Linked DNA regions of Homo sapiens: region 1 is linked to region 2. A link is an interaction called in ENCODE POLR2A ChIA-PET data of the cell type or tissue named here. Cell type or tissue: PC-3. All regions are shown on one strand. Each heading gives the region's core, and the rest is flanking DNA. Links, peaks and the distances in the headings are about the cores only. Region 1 overlaps ATF6 (activating transcription factor 6). Region 2 has its middle 13 kb from the start of OLFML2B.

Evidence for each region. ChIA-PET counts read pairs that join two places held together with the same protein. Peaks named below come from ENCODE experiments on the same cell type or tissue, not always from the same donor. Only the 100,000 strongest peaks of a DNase experiment are listed, where the experiment ranks them.
Region 1: POLR2A ChIA-PET joins it to region 2 with 7 read pairs; 2 of 35 experiments call an interaction of 5 or more read pairs at or near these places.

What each region holds. Positions count from the first base shown.
Region 1 is chr1:161,824,893-161,830,273 of GRCh38, reverse strand. The region is part of intron 9 of ATF6 (activating transcription factor 6); the gene reads right to left. Among named protein-coding and RNA genes, the nearest start is that of ATF6, 61 kb to the right of the region's middle. In PC-3, for the core only: no CTCF peak of the experiment used is centred there; a DNase peak (open chromatin) is centred at 2,293; H3K27ac peaks cover 1,272 bases.
Region 2 is chr1:162,034,225-162,039,605 of GRCh38, reverse strand. No RefSeq gene overlaps it. Among named protein-coding and RNA genes, the nearest start is that of OLFML2B, 13 kb to the right of the region's middle. In PC-3, for the core only: CTCF peaks have their summits at 708 (motif pointing left) and 2,470 (motif pointing right); DNase peaks (open chromatin) are centred at 2,445 and 4,135.

The DNA of each region.
Region 1 (5,381 bases), core at 190-5,189, 210 kb after region 2:
TTGTAGTTGTCCTTGAAGAGGTCCTTCACATCCCTTTAAGTTGGATTCCTAAGTATTTTATTCTCTTTGAAGCAATTGTGAATGGGAGTTCACTCATGATTTGGCTCTCTGTTTGTCTGCTATTGGTGTATAAGAATGCTTGTGATTTTTGCACATTGATTTTGTATCCTGAGACTTTGCTGAAGTTGCTTATCAGCTTAAGGAGATTTTGGGCTAAGATAATGGGGTTTTCTAAATATACAATCATGTCATCTGCAAACAATTTGACTTCCTCTTTTCCTAATTGAATACCCTTTATTTCTTTCTCCTGCCTGATTGCCCTGGCCAGAACTTCCAACACTATGTTGAATAGGAGTGGTGAGAGAGGGCATCCCTGTCTTGTGCCAGTTTTCAAAGGGAATGCTTCCAGTTTTTGCCCATTCAGTATGATATTGGCTGTGGGTTTGTCATAAATAGCTCTTTTATTTTGAGATATGTTCCATCAATACCTAGTTTATTGAGAGTTTTTAGCATGAAGGGCTGTTGAATTTTGTCAAAGGCCTTTTCTGCATCTATTGAGATAATTATGTGGTTTTTGTCTTTGGTTCTGTTTATATGCTGGATTACATTTATTGATTTGTGTATGTTGAACCAGCCTTGCATCCCAGGGATGAAGCCCACTTGATCATGGTGGATAAGCTTTTTGATATGTTGCTAGATTCAGTTTGCCAGTATTTTATTGAGGATTTTTTCATCGATGTTCATCAGGGATATTGGTCTACTTTACTTCCAACTATGTGGTCAATTTTGGAATAAGTGCGATGTGGTGCTGAGAAGAATGTATATTCTGTTGATTTGGGGTGGAGAGTTCTGTAGATGTATATTAGGTCTGCTTGGTGCAGAGCTGAGTTCAATTCCTGGATATCCCTGTTAACTTTCTGTCTCGTTGATCTGTCTAATGTTGACAGTGGGGTGTTAAAGTCTCCCATTATGCATGAACCCGGGAGGCGGAGCTTGCAGTGAGCTGAGATCGCGCCACTGCACTCCAGCCTGGGCAACAAAGCTAGACTCCGTCTCACCAAAAAAAAAAAAAAAAAAAAAAAAAGTCTCCCATTATGATTGTGTGGGAGTCTAAGTCTCTTTGTAGGTCTCTAAGGACTTGCTTTATGAATCTGGGTGCTCCCGCATTGGATGCATATATATTTACGATAGTTAGCTCTTCTTGTTGAATTGATCCCCTTACCATTATGTAATGGCCTTCTTTGTCTCTTTTGATCTCTGCTGGTTTAAAGTCTGTTTTATCAGAGACTAGGATTGCAACCCCTGCCTTTTGTTTTCCATTTGCTTGGTAGATCTTCCTCCATCCCTTTATTTTGAGCCTGTGTGTGTCTCTGCATATGAGATGGGTCTCCAGTTTTTCTAGGATGGACACTTTCTTTTATAAAGTGTCTCTTCTGAGAAGAATTTGCATTCAATTCCCTCAGGTGCCTACAGGCACCACCAACATAAGCCCACCTAAACTGCATTTTTGTCTTGATTTTGGGGGGATCACACTAGTAGTATAAATTTAGGCTCTAACCTGATTAGGTAGGGGCTTTGAGTAAAGAATTATCAGGAAAGACTTTTCATTTGTTTCCACTCTAACTAAAGCCAAAACCAAGATAGGTACTTAATAACAGTCTCCCTGAGTGGTAGGGCAACTTTTGTTCCCCTCTTTTGGCAACCAAGAGTGTCATTCTTTGGAAGTTCTGGCTTTATTTGGGTAGAGGAAAAGGGAGGCCTCAGTTGTGACTTCCCACCTCACTTGGGTCCACAGCTTTCTTTCCCATCCCCAGACACTACGCCGCAAGGATCAGGAACTATATCCAGAACAAGCACCACTTCCAATGCTAGCTTATCATTATAGACTCATCTTATCTTTTATTATTTCTGGCCTCTGAGAAGCCCTTACTTTGTCTCCAGTGGAGCCAGGAAATAAGAGTTTTGATTTATTTTTTCAATCCATCATTTTTTAGTGTGCTAAACTGCAATGAGTTTCCTGTACCTTTAGCCTACCATATTGCCAAAAACAAAAGGTTAAGGTTCCTTAACCTTAAGGTAGAAAAAATAAAATAAAGTAACACTTTACAGCATAGTAGAAAAGGCAGAGTCTGTAGTGATAATTTAAAAAAAAGAAAAAAAACCTGGGTTAAATTTCAGGTTCTCAACAATAAAATATGACTAATAATCATAGAATTAACCCCAATGAGTAATAAGAAGAGGATTTTCTTTTTAACCAATTCACATTTGTCCTGTTTAGCCAGTCCCTGCTACCTAGAGTTACTATTTATAGACCACCCAGAGTGGGCCAGCTCCTTGAATCCTATGCCAAAAATAGCTAGATGACTTCTTTACTATCCACAAAATATCGATAAGGTCAGAAAAATTAACCCTTATAAGTCCATTTAGTTTATTTTTTTTTCCTGTGTGACGTCTATTCAGTAACCCAAACCTCTTCAAACTAGTCAGCTTTGCTGCATATTACCTTTGACAAAACTCTCTTACTTTATACATTAGATATATTTATATTTCATCACCAAATGCCTTCAGGAAATGTTTAAGGCATACCAATATTTGGCAAACTTGTGTGTTTTATTTTTTTTTTTTCATTTGGCCCATACCAATAAGGCACAAACATTCAGTTCTACGCTGAACATCTGAAACCACATTAATCACTTTACTCGGTAATGTGATCTGTTCTAAAAGAGTTTAGGTTCCTAAATTTAAAATACTTTGGAAATCTCTGATTCAAATGTCTATTTGTCTGACAAACTTAATTTTGTGGTACTTAACAAAAGTTCAGATAGAGCTCACAATCTTTTTTTTTAAAGCCTATGCATTTTCCAATTAAAACATAATAATGCATGCTTAAGGTTTCTAGATACACAAGACTACAGATGTGACACTTGTTCAATAAATATCTTCCAGGTGGTTACTAATAAGGTTCAACTGGGAAGTTCCTGCTCCTCTGGCAGACTCCCGGACCAGAGAAGATCATAGCCTTGCAGTAAAAAGACTGAAAACAGGCCAGGCGCAGTGGCTCACACCTGTAATCCCAGCATTTTGGGAGGCTGAGGTGGGCAGATCACAAGGTCAGGAGTTCGAGACCAGCCTGACCAACATGGTGAAACCCTGTCTCTACTAAAAATACAAAAAATTAGCTGGGCATAGTGGCAGGTGCCTGTAATCCCAGCTACTCGGGAGGCTGAGGCAGGAGAATCGCTTGAACCTGGGAGGCAGAGGTTGCAGTGAGCCAAGATCGCACCACTGCACTCCAGCCTGGGGAACAGACTGAGACTCCATCTCAAAAAAAAAAAAAAAAAATGGGGCCAATCAAAAAATTCTTTTGAATAACACAAATGATGAAACATCTCAATTCCCAACATTTGATTCAGGGACAAATTTCAGTCTTTCAAATCACTGTTGTTCTCTGGGCTTTAATATTTCACTGTTCATGCCAAATTTTGTCTACAAGAAATAGTTCTTGGTTTTTATAAATTTCACAGCCAGTTTCCTCCATATTTCCTTGTTGGTGTCAAAGATATTCTGACTTGTTAAGATACTTTCCTACACTTCCTCATTCCTTCCAGCTTTTCTCCTTGATGCTTTTCTTCAAGTTAAGCCTTTTAACATGTTTTTTTAACTTGAATAGTTCCTAATATTCCCACTACTTCTTCGCTGGCTGTTCCTAAAGCATCACACAGAGAAAGATACAGATCTTAACTGATTGATCCTCAAGATTTTCAAATATTTAAGCTTTCTCCGATTTTTAATCCCCTCTTTCTACTAACTCCTTTTTGAACACAAACCACTTCTTGATAAAATAGGGACCATCATCTCTTCCTTTCATAATCAATCAATCTACCATGGAAATGAGATCCATCCCCACCTTTACTTCAGCAGCTGTGAAGATCATTAATTCATTTTTAAAAATTTTTTGTCTGGTGGGTGGGGGCACTCAAAAAATTTTTTTTGTTCCAGTCTTTTCTTTCCTAAAATTCTATTGATTCATGAGGGCTTCCACAATGAGATGTCCCCCCTAACCCCACTGTCACTTCCTGTAGCATAATCTAATCCTCTTTATTCCTTCATCGAGTACTACTGCATAAAGCCTCCCATGATTGCCACTAGCAGCGTTACTGGTTACTTCTATGTTCCCTCAAGAATATGCCTGTGAATTTGCGATATAATAAGAAATAATATATTTGGTTTTTATTCTGGTTCCTGTCACAGAGCTCCTAAAACCCTTGGAATTTCCTGAGTGATAGGGGGTAAGAAGAGCATCTTTTGTTATCCGTAATAAGCCCCTTCCAGCTGGACCTGAGTTTATGCTAATGAGGTGACTCTTGGATGATGGAGGCTGATTGCCAGAGAAACCAACCACATAATTAGTGGGTTGGGATTTTCAGTCCCATCCCTCAACCTCCAAGTAGGGGAGAGGGGGCTGGAGTTTAAGTGCAATCACCAATGGCCAATGGTTTAATCAATCACACCTACCTAATGAAGCTCCATAAAAACCCCTAACAATGGAATTTGGAGAGCTTCCAGGTTAGCAAACACAAGGAGGTACTAGGAGGGTGGTGCACCTGGAGAGGGCATGAAAGCTCTGCACTCTTCCCCTATACCTTACCCTATGCGTCTCTCCCATTTAGCTTGCCCCACATATCCTTTATAATAAAACCAGTAATAGTAAATAGAGTGTTTTCCTGAGTTCTGTGAGCCATTCTAGAAAATTATCAAACCTCAAGAGGGAATTGTGGGAACCCTCAACTTATAGCCACTTAGTCAGAAGTTACAGGTCACAACCTGGGACTTGCAACTGGTGACTGAAGTCAGGGGCAGTCTTTGGATACTCAGCCCTTAACCTGTGGGAGCCTGTGCTAGCTCCAGGTAGTGTCAGAAATGACTTAAATTGGCCAGATATAATGGCTCACACCTGTAATCCCAGCACTTCGGAAGGCCAAGGAAGGAGAATCATTTGAACTTAGGAGTTCAAGACCAGCCTGAGCAACTTTGCCAGGTGTGGTGAGGTGCACCTGTAGTCCCAGCTACTTAGGAGACTGAGGATCGGGGGATTGCTTAAGCCTGGAAGATGGAGGCTGCAGTGAGCTACGATCACACCACTGCACTCCAGCCTGGGCAACAGAGCAAGACCCTGTCTCAATAAAAAATATTTTACAATTAAAATTTAAAAAAGAATTGAGTCAAATTGTAGGACATCCAGTTGGTGTCCAGAGAATTGGAGAATTGCTCAGTGTAGAAAATCCACATATCTGGTGTCAGAAGTGTGTAAACAAAAAGTTTTTCATTTTTTTAATGCCTATATGTTTATATGACATCCATATAATTCTTTCTCATACAAC
Region 2 (5,381 bases), core at 277-5,276:
CACAAGCCAGAATAAGCTCCTCATTTCAAGATCCTTAATCACATCTGCAATGACTCTTTTTCAAAATAAGGAAACATTTACAGGTTCCAGAGATTAGGATTTGGTTATCTTTTTGTGTGGGGATGGGGCAGGGAGGTTGGAGGAAGCAGTCTGCAGCCCACCACACAGGGGTTCTGCTCCATGTCTACATGCATCTCCTCAATGACTGTTGACTTCTGTGAGACAAGTCTTCTGTTCATGCTGTGGCACTTTGAGGGTAGCAACTAAAGAAAGAAAAATCCAGAAAAAAATGAACTGTGTAGAAATGTGGGTGCTATGGAGCCCCCGTGTAGGTCCCTGTGTAACACTGTTAAATTACATACCATTTCTGTCTGTAGAAACTAAGGGTTTTTCTTTTCAGCCATTTCAGGCCCACTTTAGTCAAGGCATCCCTATGTTGGTAAGAAGCACAGTGACATACTCCAGAGACTCTTCAGACAGCACTACCATCTCTATTTGTTACATGATCTTCATTTATTCTAGAAGTGTTCTGCACAGTTAGCCTCAAGAGAACCCAGATCAGCAAGGCAGTGCCCACAGCCACCATTAGTCACCTGAGAGTTTCAGTGAGGAAGAAAAATTAAAAAAGCAAAAAGAGAGATTCTGGGGCACAGATAGATAGTAAGAGATGAAAAAATAATAAAAGAGGAAAAATAAAAGAAATAGCTCCATCTGGAGGGGAACAGTTAACCAATAAATGACTATACATTTAATGAGCAACTATAATACAATATAATGTACTAGAGCAGAAAGAAAGAAAATAAGTATGACATCATCCTTGCCGTCAGAGAGCCTTTAATGTAGTAAGACAGAAGTATACACATCTAACTATAATACAAGATATATTAATACAAGGATCATGCAAAAGGGTCAAAATGATGTGGAAATTTATTTTTTTAGAAAGTGGGGTCTTGCTATGTTGCTCAGACTAGATTCAAACTCCTGGGCTCAAGCAGTCCTCCTGCCTCAGCCTCCTGAGTGGCTAGGACAACAGGCATGCACTACCACACCTGGCTGCTGTGGGAACTTAAAGGAAGTCCACAGCCAGCTTAAGAGATCACGGAAGGTTTCACAAAGGAGACAGTGTGTGAGTGACACCTAGAACTAGTAGCAGAAGGAAGATAAGAACTCACACAACTCTGTGCCTGAGTCCTGTACAAATCCATGGTCTGTAACTTCAGCTGAGCAAGCTTTCAGCACAGGGCATGCCGACTCCAGGTCCTTACAATTTCTCTTTCATTCCCCCAGAGCAACTATTTTAGAACTCCCTCACTCTCCTCAAGCTCTACCCCACCACTTCTTTCTAATTATCAACAGAAAACCGTTAGCAAGAACATTTTCAACAGCTTTCATACATCTGTGAGTCAAACTGCATCATCTACATCCCACCCTACTTCTCCCCTGGCTCAGGGAAGAGGTGTTCCTCTTCCTGTGTGAGGTGGGTGGATGACCATCCCACCCATGCTTGGAATTACTCCTCCTCCCCCCTTGTAAGGGACTTTGCTCTGCTTGTCATTCCCTCTTTCTTATATGAAATGGTGAAGAGAGCAGGTTCGAAGTGGAATGGCTTGGGTTCCCATCTTAGTTCTACTTCTCTCTAGCTATTACATGAATAAATTTTCTCTCTGGGCCTTGGTTTCCCTATCTGTAAAATGGCATCTACTTTGTAAGGTTGTTGAGAGGATCAAATGAGCTATTCCTGTAAAACAGAGTTGAATCTCTGGCCCATAGAAGGTGTTCAGTAGGTGCCAGTATTTATCTTTCACCTCTCGTCAGTGGGCCCTTTAATCTCTGCCTCTAATCATGCTCAAATCACATCTGTCTATGGAAATAAAAATCCCTCTCTGGATTATCTCCTCTACCATTTGTTCTTCCTCTCCACTTCTCTTATGGGCTCTTTCGTTCCACTTCTCTTCATAACCAAAACTCTTGAAAGAATGGTCCATGCAGATGGAAGCTGTAACCTGAGTTTCAAGAAAGCCTGGAGCATGATTGGAGAGCACAGGGATAGTGGAAAGTGGGTAGCCCAGGTCCAAGTCACGGGCAAGCTGAGGTGTTGGACTTTATCCAGAAGGCCGTGCCGAGCTGTTGACTTCTGGCAAAGAAGTGGTGCAGTCAGAACTGTTCTTTAAGAATATTAACCTGGTAGCGATGTGTAGGTAAGAGCTCTTAGAAAATTGTTGCACTGGGAAAGGTGAACTTACGAGCTATAAAGGGGTGAAATACATAAAATCAACACTAATCGAACTGAGAGTCCTTGGCGAGGGATGAGGTATGGGAAAAGAGACAGAAGAAATCATGATGAGTGTGAGGTTTCCAGCCTGGTGGCTGCCTTCATTCAGACAGGGGAGTGAGAGGGAGGAGGAGAAGCTAGTTTGGGGATGGAAATGATGAGCTCAGACTGGGACTTGCTGGGTTTGAAGAATGACACCAGACACCAGGTGTCACTATACTCCCAGTCTGAAAATTGCAAAGCAGCCACTGCGCTACCAATCTTTTTTTTTTTCTTTTCTTTTTTTTTTTTTTTTTTGACAGAGTCTCGCTCTGTCTCCCAGGCTGGAGTGCAGTGGTGCGATCTCGGCTCACTGCAACCTCCGCCTCCTGGGTTCAAGCGATTCTTCTGCCTCACCCTCCCAAGTAGCTGGGATTATGTGCGTGCCACCACGTCCAGCTAATTTTTGTATTTTAATAAGGACAGGGTTTCACCAGGTTGGCCAGGCTGGTCTCGAACTCCTGAACTCAGGTGATCCACCCACCTCAGCCTCCCAAAGTGCTGGGATCACAGGTGTGAGCCACTGTGCCTGGCCTATCAAAGAATCTTAAAAGGCTGTGCAGATGGCAATCTCTAGGCAAGGCTCCTGTCCTGACTTCCTCTCATCTGCAGGGCTGGCACAGAAACTCCACATGAATTAGAGACTCTAGGTGTGTTAGAAATCCCACAGTGCTGATGGCTCCCTAGGAGCTCAATGCCCTGAAGGACTACTTCTTCAGGCCTTTAAGGATTTTGACCTTGGGGAAATAAGGTCTTAAGCCAAGAGTCACAAACTCATATGCCTTCTGGTAGTTATCGTAGGTAATATTATCAGGAGAGGGGAAGTCTGTGCAAACTAGAGTGCATGCCCAACCTAAAGACATTCAAATTCACAAATTAAAAACAAAGAGATCACTGTGCTGGCCTAACTAAATACATCTGCATCCAACCACTTTGCAATTTATGCCAAACTACTCACTCAAGGAATATGTTGACATCAAAGCCTTGAATGCTTAGGAGATGTAAAAGGAAGGGGGAGATATTAGAAAGAGGATAAATTGAGCCTTGACCAATTAACTCTCCTGAAGACAGTTTGTTTCTCTCCCTGTTTGTGTCCCAAATGCCCTAGAGCTAGGACACTGTGCTGGAGGCTCAGGGAGGCCATGGTCCTGCTGTGTCCTGCAGGAACCAGAAAACATTGGAGCATATTATCTGACTCAGTAATCCCCAAACTTTAGGCATTTGTGAAGGTCCTCACCCTCACCATGTTTGCCTTATCATCTGGACTGACTTTTCTATAAATAGAGCCTAAATCAATTCCCCTTTATATTTGTATGCATCCTAAATGTGTGAGTTTGAGTTACGTTTTTCTTAACACCCTTTAAAATGAAAAACATAGTCATTAAAATTAAAAGTGAATATCTGGACACCACCTAAAATAGTCTCAAGTACCCCCAGAAGTATGCATGTCATATGCTGGAAAGCACTGGTTCAAGTCCCTCACTTCACAGATGGAAAGGTTAAGGGAACCTGAATATAGTTTGGTGTTCGAAAGCACTGGCTCTGAATAAATAAGCCCTCGGTTCCAATCCAGACTCTGTGGCTTTGTCTAACTGCTTACACTTTCCGAGTTTCTGTTTTCTCATCTCTAACATAGGGGAAACTGCACCTGTCTCCCAGCAATGCTTGGAGAATTAGTGAGATTGCATGGAAAGCACTCAAGAAGTGGAGCTGTGGTGAATGTTCTATCACTACTGAGCTTGTTCCCATCCCAGAGTGAGCCAGGGGCAGGTCTGGAACCAGGACTGTTTCTCCTGCCACCTGGGCCAGGACACGTGCTCCACAGGAAGTGATTCACCACTTCAGAACGGACCAGCCAGATTCTCTTGGCAGTGAGCCCTGGGGCAGCCCTCCTGCTTCCCACTCCTCTCCCACTCACCTTTGAGGTATAGGCTGCCCACAATGGCTATGCAATTACCATGTTATAATTTATGCAAACACAAGATGTACAGGTGTTGAGAAATGTGGCATGAAAAGCACCAAATGTCTATCCTTCTTACACCTCAAATGTTCAACATTTTCTACAGCGACTGATGGCCTTATGAAAACATACAGAACAGCCATTTTCTGTGGATAGCTACATTTAAGACAGCTGTGTTCTAGAACACACTACAAAGGACCAATAAATCAAGCTGCTTGGCTTTACCCAAGAATTCAGAATTTTAGGGCTAAAAGGGACCACCCTGAAAATCACTCAGTCCAACCAGTTGTTTCGGCAAATAGACAAAACTGGGGCTCATGACTTCCTAGAGAGGTCAATTACTTCCCAAGTACACAGAGCTGGTGTGGTAGCTCTGGGACACCTCACTCCGTGACTGCATCTGTGATTGGTTGGTTAAAGCTGTTCGTTCCACTTTGCATGTAAGTGGTTGGAGAGCCTTAAGCATGGAATTCTATAATGAGATAAGGCATGTGGGTGAAGGGCTGAAGTCAGATTTTAAAAAGCTAAATGTTCCAGGATAGAGTGTGATGGATGGCATGAACTTGCAATCACACAGACCTGGGACCAAAGCTACCTTGCTACTTACTAGCTGTACATTCTTGTCCTTGAGCAAGTTAGTCCAGCTGTCTGCCTCCATTTCCTTATCTACGAGCTAAGGGTAACAACATCTACACTGCAGGATGGTTATGAGGATGACATTACATGCTTGTACAGGGCTATACAAAGTACTTGTGTTGGTCCATTTTCTGTTGCTGTGACAGAATACAACAGACTAGGCAATTTAAAAAGAAAAGGAGTTTATTTGCCTTGCTATTCTGGAAGTTGGGAAGTCCAAGAGCATGGCACCAACATCTAGTGATGGTCATCCCATGGTAGAAAGGCAGAAAGTGGAAGTCAGTGCAAGAGACAGAGAGAGCACAGGAAAAGAGAGCCAGAGGAAGCTCACTTTTATAACAGAGCCACTCCCTTGATAATGAACCCACTCCAGCGATAGCTACATTAATCCATTCATGAGGACAGAGGGATTAACTTTCCACATGAAGTTTTGGGGACTGACATTCAAACCATAGCAGTGTTCAAATCCTCATT